2 separate regions of the Homo sapiens genome follow, and region 2 is linked to region 1. Evidence: chromatin loops called from intact Hi-C (ENCODE). Cell type or tissue: Caco-2. All regions are shown on one strand. Links, peaks and the distances in the headings refer to the core of each region. The heading gives the core; the rest is flanking DNA.

Region 1 (8,777 bases), core at 588-8,587:
CATACATTACTTAGGAATGTTTAAATTTAGTGATTAACTGATCCAGTGACTGGCAATCATTAGATTGCCAAATAAATAAAATTTGGCTCTGTGATGAGCTATATTTTCAACTGTTCTAGGTCAGATTTTATTATTGGAGATGTTTGAGTTATTATCAGAAAAACTGTATCCAGAGACATAGTGCTTGACCAAATCATGTGGACAGTGGGTCAAAACCATTTTGGCATTTCACAAAATCTTGTGAGGATAAGTTAGAACATGCTAAAGTAATTTTCACTAGTGAGTATTCTATCAACCTTGTGAATAATTTCAGAAAATATTAGCTGGCTACAGAAATGTTGAACGGTTTATAGACTTTTTTTCCTGGACCCTCCCAAGCCTAGCAATACTACCTTCCATTTTCTAGCCAAGTTCATTCCTTACTGTTACACATATCCCCAGACTAACAGAATGCAAGCATATCTGGGCCCCAAACACAGTTATCTAGAAATGCGTTTTTTTACATTAATGGCATAGATTCTTGAGAAAGAAAAAATGTAAAATATAAAGCAAGCATTTCAAACAAATGTATGTCTGTGTGGAGAGAAGAAAAATGAAATAAGAAAAAGAAAAAAACATAGGAAAATAAGAGAGAAACCTAGAGGAGACACCATAGAACCTGATGTGTTGGAAGGGAAATCACTGAAATTCCTGGGCTTGTGGCCTGGCTTATTTTAAGTCTGGCCTGATTTCTTTTAATGTGCATGTTGTGTTCATTTGCATGGTTGCAATCTTTAAGCAAAGAATATTTTCAGGATTTTGGAATAATCTGAGAGCCCCTGATAAAATGAGTGCAGAAAAAATTTAATGACTGTGATTAGTCACAAAAAGAGCAAAGGGAATCTCATTATTTCAGTTTCTGAATTTCAGTTAGATGTTTTCCTTAAAACCAAGAAAGGTTGTCTAATGGGCAAAAACATTGTTATTCTTCATGGATTCATAGTTCCTGTGATGCTCTCTGAAAAAGCAGCTATATCAGATTAATTTTCTTTTTCACACTCTTCCCTCTCATTTTTGTAAAGAAAAAGACAGCCAATCTGTAGCTTCCTTGGGGGGCATTAGACAGCTTAGAAAAGTGGCAAAATAAACAAGATTTATTCTCATCAGATGTATCATGAGAAAATTGGAGGCGTGCTGTGAGGTAATGACAAAATAATCTTGAAAATTTCCAAGCACTTCTTCCAAGTGGAATGGAAGGAAATTTAAAGTCAGCTTTCATCTATTTATAGCTGAAACAAGATGTGTGCATAAATGTATGGGCATATATATTTTTTCTAACAATACTATTGGTTTCCTCTCCTAAAAAAGAGGAAACCAAACTTAAGGTCTTAGAGTTCTAGAAAGGTGTCCTCTGGAAAAGTTGACCACAGCGGGATTTTAGTTTCTCTATGGAATAAGGTAGTGGGAATAGTAACATGAAATGGTAGTGTGTTTTTTCCTCTCTGTCCATCTTCTCCCATTTCTCTTACTTATATTAACCTTTGAAGGTATTGTTCCAGAAAATGCACAGTGCCAATGGGACCTTAATTTATTTCAGTGGTCATTTGCAGAAAACAATATTTTTGCCTCTGCTTACCCATTGGAGCTGATATATACTCTTTTATGTAGCATCTGTAAGTACATGAGGATTCATTGAATGCCTTTGATGGGCTAAGCTTTGTGGCCATATTAGAGATACTGGGCTTGCTTTTAGAACAGGACTTGGGAAGAACTTAGGGTCTCTCACACTTCGCTGCAGGTTTTGCTCACAGAATTTGGGACCTCTATGAGGGTAAGTGTTGGAAAGCAGGAAACGATGCTTTATTGTTTGTTCTTAAGCATGCCTTCTTTCCATCCAGTTGCTGGCTGAGCCCTACGAGGGTCCTGGCTTGGCTTTGATATATTTCATATAAGCTCTTGGGAGAATAAGTGTTTGTTTGTTTCTCTTTGTGGATGAATATCCAAAGTAAATCACAGAGAACTTAAGTTGGTTTTTATGTCTCTTATTTTTAACTCAAGGTGGGATTTCTACAGGGTAGGCTGCAGAATCAAGGCTATCCGTGAATCATTTTGCCTTTTCCTAGGAGAGACTGTTCAAAAACCTGACTCTCAGGCACCAATAATAAATGTGCTTTAAAAACACACATACACTCCCTTCAGTTCAATTATGGAGAATCCAATTTATCCCCGTTCTCTAAGGCATTTACCAGAAGAAAAAGAGAGTCCTTGGGCATTATTCTGTGTAATTAGATTTTTACACCTCTGTATTGTGAATTGGGATTTCCAATTTCTCCACCCTAAGGTGTAAAGTGATGGTGCTTAGCAACCTAAGACCATAGCTGATGTTATAATTCATCAGGACTTTTAGACTGTTATAATTTGAGAAACTCTGGTGAAAATAAACAATAGTGGATATTGTAATTTCTTTTATAAATATTAAATCTATTTTATTTTTTAGAACCATTTGTCTTATTTCTCAAAATTAATCTTCACCTGAAACCTCAACAGTTTTTAAGAAACTGTGCCAATGGCCTGATTAATCTTCTCATATGTGGATTTTCCTCAGTTGCCAGGAAATAACCACCTGGTTAAAATAAACTTATTTTTATTTATTTCTGTATGTTTCACCTTCATAGTAACAGTAAAAATGCAATATCTGAAAGTCGTGATTTTTTTTTTTGCAATTTTATAGGAAAAACCAAAGCTAAAATGTGGATATAAAACATAACAGTCTCAACTATTTTTAAAAAGAATTGAAAAAAGATTAGCAGAAAATGTATAAAAAACAGTGTTTGGATTTTTGTATCTTTTTGCACTTAATCAGTACATTTTTGTGCTTTTCTAAAAGTAATTGAAATAGGAAGCTACATATTTCAGAGAAGATTATAGAATGTATCATAGTTGTGATGACACAGAATGTTGGGGGAACGAGGCATAATCTGCTATAAATAGTATCTTCCAAGAAAGACTGCTGATAAACAGTAGATTTGAGTTGATCTGCTTCAGGACTGGGAACTGGTTTTAGAAGAACCTTCTAGAATGAGAAAATATACAGATTTGTCAGGCTCTTCAGACTTCATAAAAGTTTTACCCAGAGCCTTGTATTTGCTGTGGTTTCAGACTGGTTAAGGAAAACAGATAAGCCAAGAAAGGATTTTGTTTGTAAATTATTTCCCACAAATAATTTCATGGACAAAACTCATTTAAAAGCTTGAAAAGAATTAACTTGTAAGAGTCTGATTTATTATTATTATTATTATTTTCTTTTTTGAGATGGAGTTTCACTCTTGTTACCCAGGCTACAGTGCAGTGGCACAATCTCAGCTCACCGCAACCTCCGCCTCCCTGATTCAAGCTATTCTCCTTCCTCAGCCTCCCGAGTAGCTGGGATTACAGGCATGCGCCACCACGCCTGGCTAATTTTGTATTTTTAGTAGGGACGGGGTTTCTCCATGTTAGTCAGGCTGGTCTAGAACTTCTGACCTCAGGTGATCCACCCGCCTCGGCCTCCCAAAGTGCTAGGATTACAGGTGTGAGCCACCGCGCCCAGCCAAGAGTCTGATATTTTATAAACAGATATGAATTGAATTTCAAATGTGTGTGTGTGTGTGCATGTGTGTGTGTGTGTGTGTTCATTTATTTTGAGACAGGATCTTGCTCTGTCAGCCAGGATGGAGTGCAGTGGTGTGATCACAGCTCACTGCAGCCTCGAATTCCTGGGCTCAAGCAATACTCTGCCTCACCCTCACCCCACCCCCACCACTGCTGAGTAGCTGCAACTACAGGTGTGCATCACCACACTTGGCTAATTTTTTAATTTTTTTTTGTAGAGTCAAGGTCTCTCTATGTTGTCCAGGCTAGTTTCAAACTCCTGCACTCAGGTGATCCTCCCATCTCGGCCTCCCCAAGTGCTGGGATTACAGGCATGAGCCACCATGCCTGGCCAAGAGTGTATATTTTTGGTAATTAATATTCAAGCTGAAAACTGTACCTTTCTCCTTTCCTGGGGCATTGGCATGGGTTTTGTTGATAGAATGCATTGTAATTTGGTTTACTCTTGAATATTTACTCAGCCATTCTTTCATTCATTCAACAAATATTTGCTGAGTATATAAACACAATATACCCTTGGAGGAGAGATAAGCTATATTTGAACAGCTGCAGTAGAAGTGGTACACAATCTTGGGAGAATGCCAAAGAAGGTGTGATTGCTTCCAGCTGGGGAGATCCAAAGAGGTTTCTACTCGGGTTGGGACTGTCATGTGGGCTTGAAGGGTCTGAAAGTGGCTAGCAGGGGACTTAGGGGGAGAAAGGAGGAGAGAAGGCACATGTATGCACAGGGGCAAGAAGGCTTAAGTTGAGTGAAAGAAGTGGGAAATAAAGACAGTTGAGGTGAGATCCCAGGCCCGTGGTACTAGGACGAGGGGTTACTACCCTAGGCAATAGGGAAACATTGAAGATTTTTTTTTTCTTACAAAGATAGTGATATGATCTTGCAGCAGCATGTTAAATGAAAGCTGCCAGTCCAGGACAAGTCAGAAGGTTGTGCCCCTATGACTAATGAGGTGTGACCCTTATGACTTTCAAAAGAGTGTCTTAGTAACATCAGTGCCAAGATTTGGTTCTGAAATACAGTTCCCACCTCTAACATCTGGGCCTTTTTGTAACTCATGCTACCTTTGAGTGGGACCAAGGTGGTCAGCTTTGATTTAGCCTCTCCTGTTCTGCCCCATCAGCCCTGGACTCCGGCCACTTCTCAGAACCAGCCTCTGCCACACACACCAAGCTTTGGCTCATTCCCCATAATCCTCCAGGATCAGCCCTGGCACTCCCCCTCCCACTCTGGTTTTCACTTTTTTGTTCCTGTTTAAGAGCTGAGAGTTCCTGTTTTTGTTTTTCTCCTCTGTCTCTGCTGTGATGCTGAAGTAGGGTAGATACAGAGAATTTTTTTTTTTTGAGACAGATCTCGCTCTGTCACCTAGGGTGCAGTGGTGCGATCTTGGCTCACTGCAACCTCTGCCTCCCAGGCTCAAGTGATTCTCCTGCCTCAGCCTCCCAAGTAGCTGGGATTACAGGTGTGCACCACCACACCCGGCTAATTTTTGTATTTTTGGTAGAGACAGGGTTTCATCATGTTGGCCAGGCTGGTCTTGAACTCTTGACCTCAAGTGATCCACCCACCTTGGCCTCCCAAAATGCTGGGATTGTGTGAGCTACTGCGCCCAGCCCAAGAGACTTTTATAATGTCGTTGAGAGATAGTAGAGGCTTGATTGAAGGTGTGGTGGTTGGGATGGGGAAAAGGAAATGGAATCAAGAAATTTCTGGAAATAAAAGTGGCAAGATCTGATGATTGGATCTGGGAATGGGAGAGAAGGAGTCAAATGAATGCTGAGTTTTTGAGCCTGTATAGAGTTAATGGCTTCAAAGGGGCCAGCAGATATTTTTCTTAATTTTACAAAGGTGAACTGAAGCTAAGTTATATGGACAGAGTTGTCAAAGAGGTGTGTTAGTTTCCTTCCGTTGCTATAAGGAAATATCTGAGGCTGGGTAATTTATAAAGAAAAAAAATTTAGGGTGGGTGTGATGGCTCATGCCTGTAATCCCAGCACTATGGGAGTCGAGGCGGGTGGATCATGAGTCTAGGGATTCGAAACCAGCCTGGGCAACATGGTGAAACCCTGTCTCTACAAAAAATACAAAAATTGGCTGGGTGCAGTGATCCACTCCTGTAATCCCAGCACTTTGGGAGGCCGAGGCGGGTGGATCACTTGAGGTCAGAAGTTTGAGACCAGCCTGACTAACATGGTGAAACCCTGTCTCTGCTAAAAATACAAAATTAGCCAGGTGTGGTGGTGCATGCCTGTAATCTCAGCTACTTGGGAGGCTGAGGCAGGAGAATCACTAGAACCTGGGAGGCGGAGGTTGCAGTGAGCCAAGATGGCACCACTGCACTACAGCCTGGGGGATAAGAGTGAAACTGTGTCTAAAAAAAAAAAAATAATAAGTGTGGTGGCACGCTCCTGTGGTCCCAACTACTCAGGAGGCTGAGATGGGAGGATTGCTTAAGACTGGGAGGTCAAGGCTGCAGTGAGCTGTGATTGCAGCACTGCACTCCAAGCCTGGGTGACAGATTGAGACTATCTCAAAAAAAAAAAAAAAAAAAAAAGGTTTAATCGGCTCATGGTTCTTGGTTCTACAGCCTGTACAGGAAGCATAATGCTGGCATCTACTTCTGGTGAGGGCCTCAGGAAGCTTACAATCATAGCAGAAGGCAAAGGGGGAGCAGGTGCATCACATGGCAAGAGCTGAGCAAGAGAGAGGAGAAGGTGCCAGGCTCCCTTCAAACAACCAGCTCTCATGTGAACTAAGGGAACAAGAACACACCTATCCCAAGGGGATGGCACTAAGCCATTAATGAGAGATCCGCCCCCATGACCCAAACACCTCCCACCAGGCCACACCTCCAACATTGGGGATTACATCTCAACATGAGATTTGCAGGGGACAAAAGATCCAAACTATATCAAGTGGCTTCTTTTAGCATCAGTGATGATTACCTTGAAGGGTGTTATGAGCAGCTTAGGGTCAAGTGAATTGTACTAACGCAATGCCCAGCACAAGCTGTAATAAACAAGTAGGATTAGAGATACATACCTGTGCCAAAAATGGTGGTATATCAAAATGTGGAAGAATCCCTTCCATTGCTTTTAGTCCTTCCATTATTGAGTAATCTCCTTTCAGTATAAGACCTGGCACTGTGTTTTATAAACAATTTAGGAAAGAGAATGTGATACTAAATTTGGTGACAGGGATATGAAAGGAATTCAGTGCTCAAGAATCTTGAAAACGGTGATGAATAATGTAGTTTCAGCTGAGGTTATTTTGTGTGGCCCCTGTGGGCTGATCACTTGTTTGAATGTTTTCATTGTGGAATATTAAATAGTCAAAATTGATTGATCAACTAATATGTGTCAGGCACTGTCCTAGATAGTTTTCAATATACAGAATATTTTATTTGCTCCTCATGAAACCCTGTGATATGGGCATCTTATTATCCTCATTTTGCAGGTGAGAAAATTGAGGCTCAGAGAGAGAAGCTCAATGAAACACAGCCCCTAACTTACACTTTTTCTTCAGTTCATTAATGTTGATGTTTTATTTAGTTGGTTTTAATTCAGGAATGCACTGAGGGTCTTCTATGCTGAACCTTTGTGAAAATGTAGGTTGTATTTGTTTGGAGCCTGCAATGGGTGGGGCAGCTCTTCTGTATACAGCAGGGCAGGATGGCCCTAGTGCAAGAGTTACAGTAAACAGCCGGCTTTTTTCTTCTCCTTAATTCCTTAGTTCAGCTTGAGGACTTTATCCTGGTGCTTGCCTAAGGGACACCCACATCACCATTATCATCATCATTTTAATTATGATCAATTATGGAACATTTTCTATGTGCCAGCTATCATGCTGAGCACTTTACTGCATTAGTTCATGGAATCATTAGAATAACCTTATGAGGCTGCTACTCTTGTTTTCTTCATTTAACATGTGAGCAGAAAGAAGTAACTCACATGAGATCTCACAGCTGGCAAGTAGTAGAGATGGGATTTGAACCTGTCTGATTCCTAACCACAGTGGTATTTTGCTCCAACATCAGACTATTTTTTTTTAAATTAGAGGTGGGGTCTTGCTCTGTTTCCCAGGCTGGAGTACAGTGGTGCAATCATAGCTCATCACAACCTCAAACTCCTGGCTTCAAGCAATGTTCCTGCCTCAGCTTCCCAAAGTGCTAGCTTACAAGCAAGAGCCACCAAGCCAGACCGTCCCCTGCCTCAACACCAGACTTTGCTCTCAGTCTTAGGATCCCTACATTGGGTACTTATTTATTTGGATTTAGATAGGCTTAATCTAAAGTCCAGATACACTTGCCAAATAACTTTAGGTTCCCCCCACCCCAGAACATATGATATTGTTAGCTATATCATACATAGTTTGAACTAGTTATTAGATTAATTACCTAAAGAAGCTGCAATTGCTTCTTTATAAGCGCTACCTGGTGGATGATGTGTTAATGGGACAGTATGCAGATATTCAAATTACAGAAGCATTTTTCTCATATATCAGAAGAGAGCATTATGGCACCTCACCAGAAGCAGGGCGTCCCTGGGGAGGCTTGGTGATGTGGCAGAAAATCAGCTTTCAAAGCTTTATAGAGTTCATCATAAAATGACATTCACCTCCTTTCATTTCAATCCAAGTGCTTTCAAGAGTACAAAAATAAACATTAGAAATTAACAGGCTGCTTTTCTGATAGACCAAACAGTGGCTACTTGGACCTAAAGGGCAAATTTTGTTCATCATTTATATGTTTTAGTAAAGTGAGATTCGTTCTCATTGTGGGAATTCCCACACTGTCCCACTCCTATGTAAGAAAATTATAGACAAGCATAGAGAATTACACTGCATAAAAGCTGATAGCATAATAACCAATTAGATGATTATAAAGCCTGAGTATATTAAAGTATTATGCAAATACTGATTAATAGTAATACCATAAATGCACAGAGCAAGCAAAAGCATGCCTGATTCAAATTATAGGAGCTTTTATTTGCATTTCTACAGAATCTATTATTAGTGGGTCTCAAAGCACCTTACAAGTAATAATTATTAAAGCTCACATGACCAGTAAATGCCATGTTATGAAGTGAATATGAAAGAATTCCTCTTTACCTCATTTATAGTATAAGACCTAAATTCCCAAACAAAA
Region 2 (8,777 bases), core at 547-8,546, 68 kb after region 1:
ACAATGTGAATCATTTGCAACCTGGGTTTGTTTGTAACCATGAAATTTCAAATTTAGAAGAACTTTATAGGAGATTTAAACCAGCACCCCTTCTAGTGCTGGTTTTCTTTCTTCTCCTCCCACGTTCCCTCCTTTCTTTCCTTCTTTGAACACTTAATAAGTACTATGTACTAGGGAGTAGGGATGCAGGGGTGAATATGAATGGCAGCACCCTATCCTTTTGGAGTTTACAGTCTTGGGGAAAGACATATCTCACATGATTACACTAATAACTGTAACATTATAACTGCTGTAAGTACAGTGGTGGGAGGCACATGATGCCATGAGACTATATAATAGAGATTTGAGCAAATCTGTACACCTGTTACAAGGTAACTCAGCCCAGATGGAGTACTTCCTTTCTAGGGGAAATTTTGACATCCTGTTGGAGCCTATTTGACTTTAAGATAAGCCCATATGTTAGAAATTTGCTCCTTATATTGAGTCAAAATCTGCCACACTCTAAATGACACAACCCTGGTTCTAGTATCTGAATCTCCATGAAACGAATCCAGCCCTCTGTTCCATTGAAGATCTTCGTATAGATAAAGATCTCTTTCTTCTAGGTTTTTCCTTTCCAAGGCTGTGAGATTCCTCATTCACTTGGTCTTCTTCAGAAGTACTCCACTTTTTTCTTTATTTTAAAAAATGTTTGTAAAATATTCTGGTATCCAGCATGAGCTAGAGCCATGGAATGATGAGCTCAGAGGAGCATACCTCAGAATACATCTGTGACCATTCTTGTTCCTGTTATATTTCGCATTTATGAGGCTCAACCTTACATGCTTTGTGGACAATTGTATCACACCCCTGACTGACTTGCACTGAGCTTGCAACTAAATGAAACCCCAGGGTTTGGGGTTTTTTTTCTTCAAACTTCGTACCTTTATTCATTCAATTTATTCACCAATTTTTTATTCATGCCTACTATGTATCAGGCACATATTGTTTACTTATATGGATGTGTTTTTGGACTTAAGTGCAAGATTCATTTATCCGTATTGTACCCCATTTTGGATCCTGGTTCTGTCATCCACTAAACTGTGAGGAACTTGAAGTTAAAAGCCATATTTTTTTCAGCTTTGTATCCTCAGAGCCTAACTCAGTGTCTCATATGTAGTTGGTAAAGAAAATTTAATAACTATAATACACATACACACACACACACACACACACTCACACTCTTTTCTAAGTAATTGAACATGTTTTAAGGCAATGCCCTGGAGATTTCCCTCCAGGATGTCAATAACCTCAGCCCTTTACCCAGCACCCATGATTTGGGTGGTTTTAACTATTTGATTGTGTCTATTTGCATCATCAGCCAGTCTAAGTTTCTTTACTGTGCCAATCAAAATCATGCAAGATGTTATAGTTGCCTAGGTACAGGATGTCTCCGACAGCCTTCTAATCTACCAATCTAGTATGTCTATCTGAAGGAAATGAGGTTAGTCTGTCTTCACTTGTTCTAGTAGTCACCACTTCCTTTTCGCTGTTGACAAATAGTCTTTTAATATTTATTGACAAGTCAAGAATTCAAGAGATGGACTGCCTTTAGCTGGACAAGGTAGGCAGTATTTTTCTCTGCAGCCAAAAATTTATCTCAGAACAATGTCTTTACTAGAAACACCATTCTTCCATTTGTTTGAGAAGTGTTTTATATTCTCAGGGTGAGTTCTTATATTTTTATACTTTCAACTAGACCAACACCACTGTAACTCATCCTTGGGTCCCTGGATCTCCATGGGGTATACATGTATTCTTGACATATTCCTCCTCTCCTTCTGATAGGGCTGTGTCCACTAATACAGATATGATTTGGTCAGTAGATTAATATTTTGGTATTATAGTTTATAAAATATAATTGAGGGAGCTCTGATAATTTACTGATTTCTTCTAAGTAATGGGGCTGGTTCTCGTAAGAATTATCATTTATGATATGGTGATAAGCATTTGCTTAGGTTGGTCATGTATAAATGTGTTTTAAAATAAAAATTAAAACTTTTATTACCATTTCATTAGAATGAGCACCATTCATTGTTAATTCCAGGGAAGTTTTGTTTTGCTTTATTTTTAGTAATGCCATATCACACCCTATGTGGCCCTCAGTCTGTTCAATTGTAAAATGAAAGATTTGGACTAAGTGATCTCTAATCTATGATCAAACTCTAGAATTATATTATTCTAAACTTTGAGAAGAAAAGTCTCTTTTAAAATAACCTTAAAATTAAATGGAACAGGCCAGGCTCGGTGGCTCACACCTATAATCCCAGCGCTTTAGGAGGCCAAGGCGGGTGGATCACATGAGGTCAGGAGTTCGAGACCAGCCTGGCCAATATGGCAAAACCCCGTCTATACTAAAAAATACAAAAATTAGCTGGGCGTGGTGGTGGGCACCTGTAATCCCAGCTACTCAGGAGACTGAGGCAGGATAATCGCTTGAACCCGGGAGGTGGAGGTTGCAGTGAACCAAGATCGTGCCATTGCACTCCAGCCTGGGCAACAAGAGTGAAACTACGTCTCAAAAAAAAAAAATTAAATGGAACAACACACACACACACGCGCGCGTGCACACACACACACACACACAGGAATGCATGTAAAACTGGTGAAATCTGAATAAAAATGTTGGACTGCAGCAATGTCAATTTCATGGTTGTGGTATATCGTACTATAGGGTTGCAAGATGCTCCCTTTTGGGAAACCCGAGTGAAGGGTGTATATAGGGTATCTCTATATTATTTCTTATAACAGCATGTGAGAAATAAGAACTAATAATTTGAGATAATCTCAAATTTGAGATCTTATTTGAGATAATCTAAAATTATCTCAAAATAAAAAGTTTTTAAAAATTACATGATAAACTGTTATAACAGGACTTTAGAGGTAAGTGGCCATTGCTTGACCACATGCTAGCTTAAAGAAACTATTTAGCCTTCCCAAAACTCCATTTTCTTGTCTTCTGTAAAGTGGGGATATTAATTCCTGCCTGATGGGATTGTTGGAAGGATTATAGAGACTGTGTGTGTGTAAGCATCTCTCATGGTCCATACTCCATGGTAGGGACTCAGTAAGTGTTGATTACCTTCCCCTGTTCCCCTTCTTTGTTCTAGAAAGAAACTGGGGCACACAGCCTCACTGCATCTCCCATAGGAAAGATGACATCTGACCTGAAGCAAAAGACAGTTTAGAAGTGTAACTCAGTGAGATGAGCCCCGTAGCAGCATAGTGAGTAATGCTGTTACATAACTTTCACAAATCACCCGGCAGATCAGCTAACAGGGCTTGGCACAGTTTACTGATGAAATAAAATAACAAGGCAGCTTCCAAACCCAGCCTGAGTCAGGGAGTCCCAACACCACAGCCAGAGGCAGAATCTAGAATGACTCCACAGGCCTTGGAGCTTTGGTGTTTCAGTTGATTCAGATGTGTTATAAATCTGTATAAGTGGAAAAAAATAAAAGCAGCTCCTCTCTGGCTGGCCCCATGAATAACTGTCCCCAAGAGGCCTAGAGAAGTTTTCCTTTCCTTGCAGAATCCTTAATCATGTCTACCAAATATGAGTTTTCCATGCAGCTGCATGAATGAGGAAGTAGAGAGAGACTAAAGAGAATAGTGCATTCCTACACAGTTCTTGGTCGTGAGGATGTGATTGTTGAATGAATGGCCAAAATGTGTCTCCCCTCTATCTCCCCAAATGCTTATCGTTTCTCAGGGCTCTTTCCTCACTCCTGATCTGGTGAATGTTTTTGTATCGTTGAGTTGGCCAGAAACATAGAAGGCAAACTTACCAGGTTTTCAGATGATACTGTGGTATAAGAGACTCAGGGGACAGAATCACAGTTTTTAAATGATTTCAGCAGGTTCGGGGCTCTGGGCCGAGCACAGTAAGTTGTAATGTAATAGAGATAATGTTAAAAATCTGTCCTTCGAAGTCAAAAGCAGAAATACAGGCTAGGAGAGGCTTATATTGGCAAGAGTTTTATATGAAAAAGGTATAAGGATTTATAACTCTAGAAAGACAGGAGTCAACAGTGTGACGTGGTTGTATTAAAAAAGAGGTTAGAGATCAGAAAAAGAAAGTATCCTTTGACTTGGTATAATTTGCACCAGTCGGACAATACCTAGTCTATTGTATTCAGTTGTAGAGGTCAAGTTTAAGGAAGATATAGATAAATTTGAATGGATCACTGAGGGAAAGAAGGAAAAGGGAAGGTCAAATTAAAAAGATTCAAAAGATACGCTGTTTAAAGAACAGTTGAAGAGAAATAAGGATATTCAGCTGATTACTGTTTTTTTCTCGGGTTACCATATGGAAGAAGAGTAAACTTGTCTATTTTGTTCTGAAAGGGAGAAATGAGATTAATGGGAGAGAGAGTCCATGGAAACAGACTTTGGCTCAATAGAAGGAAAATTTGGAGCAGTTCAGTGATGGAAAGAACTATTTTCATTAAATTGTGAGCTTCCTGTCACTGGAAATAATCAAGCCGGGGCCAAACCAGTGTCTGTCTGGGATTCTGAAGGATCCCAACATTGAATGAGAGCTTGGGGTAGGTGACCTTTAAGATCACTTCCAACTCTCATAGTCTATTATTTAAGTTAGCATGAATGCCAGGGCCACTTACAACATGCCAGAGCCACTTTTTCAACTTTTGGCTCTGCTACTGACCAGCTGTGTGACCTTCAGCTAGGAAATTAACCATTTCTTGTTCCAGTTTCCTCATCCATTAAATGAGAGAGCTGAATGTAGTGATGTCTAAGTTACTCCCCAGCACTCTGTCTCCCTAGGCCTTCTCATAATTATAGCACGCTGGAAGAGTAGAGTTTGGGCTGATAGCTGCCATTTGTTTCTAAGTTGGCTTGCCAGGAGACTGCTTAAAAGCCAAAAACCATTTTGATTCTGAGGGCCACAGAACGAAACTCTCAATTTGCTTATTGGCAGGAGAGTAGGTGATTGTGAACCTGGAATTTGTTCCCATGAGATCTGTGGCAGGAAGTTCATAAAATAACTGCTAATCTGGTTTCTCTTGAACACCTGTACATTCTGACTGAGCTCAGCAATGCCTTCTCAAACAACTTAGAATAAATGAAGCTTTTATATTACCATTGCAGCACAGTGTTATCTTTTACAAAGCAAACCTTTGTCGTTTATTTGCTTAATGATCTGTCAGTTGCTATTGACCTGTGCTTATAATCTTAAGAACAAATGTATATAAAGCAACTTACAATGTAGCAGATTTGTTCTAAAAGTTTTACATATATTAATTTAACAGTTTATTAGCTGAAAATACAATGATGAATCAGTAGATTAGATCTTTTTTCCTTTATGGAAAGGAAGTATTTAAAATCTAGTTTAAGTCTGCCTGAATGGTAGAGTCCAGAATTCAGATCCAGGCCCTCATTCTCTGAGGCTTCGTTGTTGGATGACTATAATTTCTCTTGTGGCTCATTTGATTATTAATACTTTTCTTCTCTTCTGTATTAAGATGCTTCACTTCCACCACTATTACATTGGAGCTCTCCTTCTGGTTCCTTCTTTGACTTCTGTCTGACATCCACATCTCCAAATCCCATTTCTTCAGTTACTTTTTCCAAAGATCTTTGAAACACAGCCATCAGTGGGAGTGTCATTGTTTGCTTTGATATAGATACAGAAGGTAATGGACAAGATTTCAAGTGTCTCCTGCAGTTACTGAGGTCAGTAGAGGAGGAAATATGTAAATTTATGCTTCTTATAAGGATGTGAAGAATTTAAAACTTCATTCCCTGGCTTGCAGATCTGGCCATACTCACTGCATCCAGACACAGTACCATATTTTCTTCCATCTCTTTGTTTTCTTAGGTTGAAAATGAAAACAGCTGTTAAAAATAAGAGCACATGAGTCAATCTTGAATCCCAATGTAATAATTACAGTTTCCATCTCAGTTGGTAAAGTCCCTCCCAGTGTACTAAGCCCCATATCACAATCCCCTTGTGGAGAGAACGCTGCCAATGGTATTGTCAATTTTATAGCAAGACTTTAATTTTTGTTTTTCAAACCTCTAAGATTAAACATTAAATCACTTGCCAAGCCAAGAAAAATAATGAGGAAAAAATACTTCGATTTAAAAACTTGATTCTTCATATCTCAAAATAATAAGAGCTATTTATGACAAACCCACAGCCAATATCATACTGAATGGGCAAAAACTGGAAGCATTCCCTTTGAAAACGGGCACAAGACAGGGATGCCCTCTCTCACCACTCCCATTCAACATAGTGTTGGAAGTTCTGCCCAGGGCAGTCAGGCAAAAGAAAGAAATAAAAGGTATTCAATTAGGAAAAGAGGAAGTCAAATTGTCCCTGTTTGCAGATGACATGATTGTATATTTAGAAAACCCCATTGTCTCAGCCCCAAATCTCCTTAAGCTGATAAGCAACTTCAGCAAAGTCTCAGGATACAAAATCAATGTGCAAAAATCACAAGCATTCCTATACACCAATAACAGACAAACAGAGAGCCAAATCGTGAGTGAACTCCCATTCACAATTGCTACAAAGAGAATAAAATGCCTAGGAATCCAACTTACAAGGGATGTGAAGGACCTCTTTAAGGAGAACTACAAACCACTGCTCAGTGAAATAAAAGAGGACACAAACAAATGGAAGAACATTCCATGCTCACAGATAGAAAGAAAGAATATCATGAAAATGGCCTACTGCCCAAGGTAATTTATAGATTCAATGCCATCTCCATCAAGCTACCAATAACTTTCTTCACAGAATTGGAAAAAAACTACTTTAAAGTTCATATGGAACCAAAAACGAGCCCACATTGCCAAGACAATCCTAAGCAAAAAGAACAAAGCTGGAGGCGTCACGCTACCTGACTTCAAACTATACTACAAGGGTACAGTAATCAAAACAGCATGGTACTGGTACCAAAACAGAGATACAGCTCAATGGAACAGAACAGAGGCCTCAGAACTAACACCACACATCTACAACCATCTGATCTTTGACAAACCTGACAAAAACAAGAAATGGGGAAAAGATTCCCTATTTAATAAATGGTGCTGGGAAAACTGGCTAGCCATATGTAGAAAGCTGAAACTGGATCCCCTCCTTACACCTTATAGAAAAATTAATTCAAGATGGATTAAAGACTTAAATGTTTGACCTAAAACCATAAAAACCCTGGAAGAAAACCTAGGCAATACTATTCAGGACAAAGACTTCATGACTGAAACACCAAAAGCAATGGCAACAAAAGCCAAAATAGACAAATGGGACCTAATTAAACTAAAGAGCTTCTGCACAGGAAAAGAAACTACCATCAGAGTGAACAGGCAACCTACAGAATGGGAGAAAATTTTTGCAATCTACCCATCTGGCAAAGGGCTAATATCCAGAATCTACAAAGAACTTAAATAAATTTACAAGAAAAAAAACAACCCCATCAAAAAGTGGGCAAAGGACATGAACAGACACTTCTCAAGAGAAGACATTTATGCAGCCAACAGACACATGAAAAAATGCTCATCATCACTGGTCATCAGAGAAACACAAATCACAACCACAGTGAGATACCACCTCATACCAGTTAGAATGGCGATCACTAAAAAGTCAGGAAATAACAGATGCTGGAGAGGATGTGGAGAAATAGGGATGCTTTTACACTGTTGGTGGGAGTGTAAACTAGTTCAACCATTATGGAAGACTGTGGTGATTCCTCAAGGATCTAGAACTAGGAATACCATTTGACCCAGCCATCCCATTACTGGGTATATACCCAAAGGATTATAAATCATGTTACTGTAAAGACACATGCACACATATGTTTATTGTGGCACTATTCACAATAGCAAAGACTTGGAACCCACCCAAATGTCCACCAATGATAGACTGGATTAAGAAAATGTGGCACATATACACCATGGAATACTATGCAGCCATAAAAAAGGATGAGTTCATGTCCTTTGCAGGGACATGGATGAAGCTGGAAACTGTCATTCTGAGCAAACTATCACAAGGACAGAAAACCAAACACTGCATGTTCTCACTCATAGGTGGGAATTGAACAATGAGAACACTTGCACACAGGGTGGGGAACATCACACACTGGGGCCTGTTGTGGGGTGGGGGGCAGGGGGAGGGATAACATTAGGAGAAATACCTAATGTAAATAATGAGTTAATGGGTGCAGCAAACCTGCATGGCACATGTATACCTATGTAACAAACCTGCACATTGTGCACATGTACCCTAGAACTTAAAGTATAATCGAAAAAAAAAAAAAGAAAAAATTTTCAAAAAACCTTGATTCTTGAAACATGCTCTTTTTTCAAAATTTAATTTAGATTTTGACCAAATCTCTATGTTACTATTGGAAATGTCAGTTACTGTTCCATATTCGTTTCTTTTCTTTTTATTTATTTATCTATTTATTTTTTTGAGACAGGGTCTCACTCTATTGCCCTGGATAGGGTGCAATTGTGCAGTTATAGCTCACTGCAGCCTCAAACTCCTGGGTTCAAGTGATCCTCCTGCCTCAGCCTCCTGAGGGGCTGGGACTATGGGCATGTGCCACCGTGCTCAGCTAATTTTTTTTGTAGACATGTGGTCTCACTATGTTGCCCAGGCTCGTCTTGAACTCCTATCATCAAGTGATCCTCCATCCTTGGCCTCCCAAAGTGTTGGAATTACAGGTGCGAGCCACCACCATGCCTGGCCACTGTTCCACATTTTTTAAAATGCAGCT

Evidence for each region. Hi-C counts contacts between places; a loop is a spot of excess contacts. Peaks named below come from ENCODE experiments on the same cell type or tissue, not always from the same donor. Only the 100,000 strongest peaks of a DNase experiment are listed, where the experiment ranks them.
Region 2: it touches region 1 in a loop (2.5-fold over the local background); 11 of 110 quality-filtered maps call a loop at or near these places.

What each region holds. Positions count from the first base shown.
Region 1 is chr1:184,901,142-184,909,918 of GRCh38, reverse strand. The region is part of intron 1 of NIBAN1 (niban apoptosis regulator 1); the gene reads left to right. Among named protein-coding and RNA genes, the nearest start is that of NIBAN1, 69 kb to the left of the region's middle. In Caco-2, for the core only: no CTCF peak of the experiment used is centred there; DNase peaks (open chromatin) are centred at 3,758 and 4,248.
Region 2 is chr1:184,833,395-184,842,171 of GRCh38, reverse strand. The region is part of intron 5 of NIBAN1 (niban apoptosis regulator 1); the gene reads left to right. LOC107985238 (a long non-coding RNA gene) reads right to left here. Exons shown (of 2, transcript XR_007066769.1): 2 at 5,287-5,895. Among named protein-coding and RNA genes, the nearest start is that of EDEM3, 83 kb to the right of the region's middle. In Caco-2, for the core only: no CTCF peak of the experiment used is centred there; no DNase peak of the experiment used is centred there.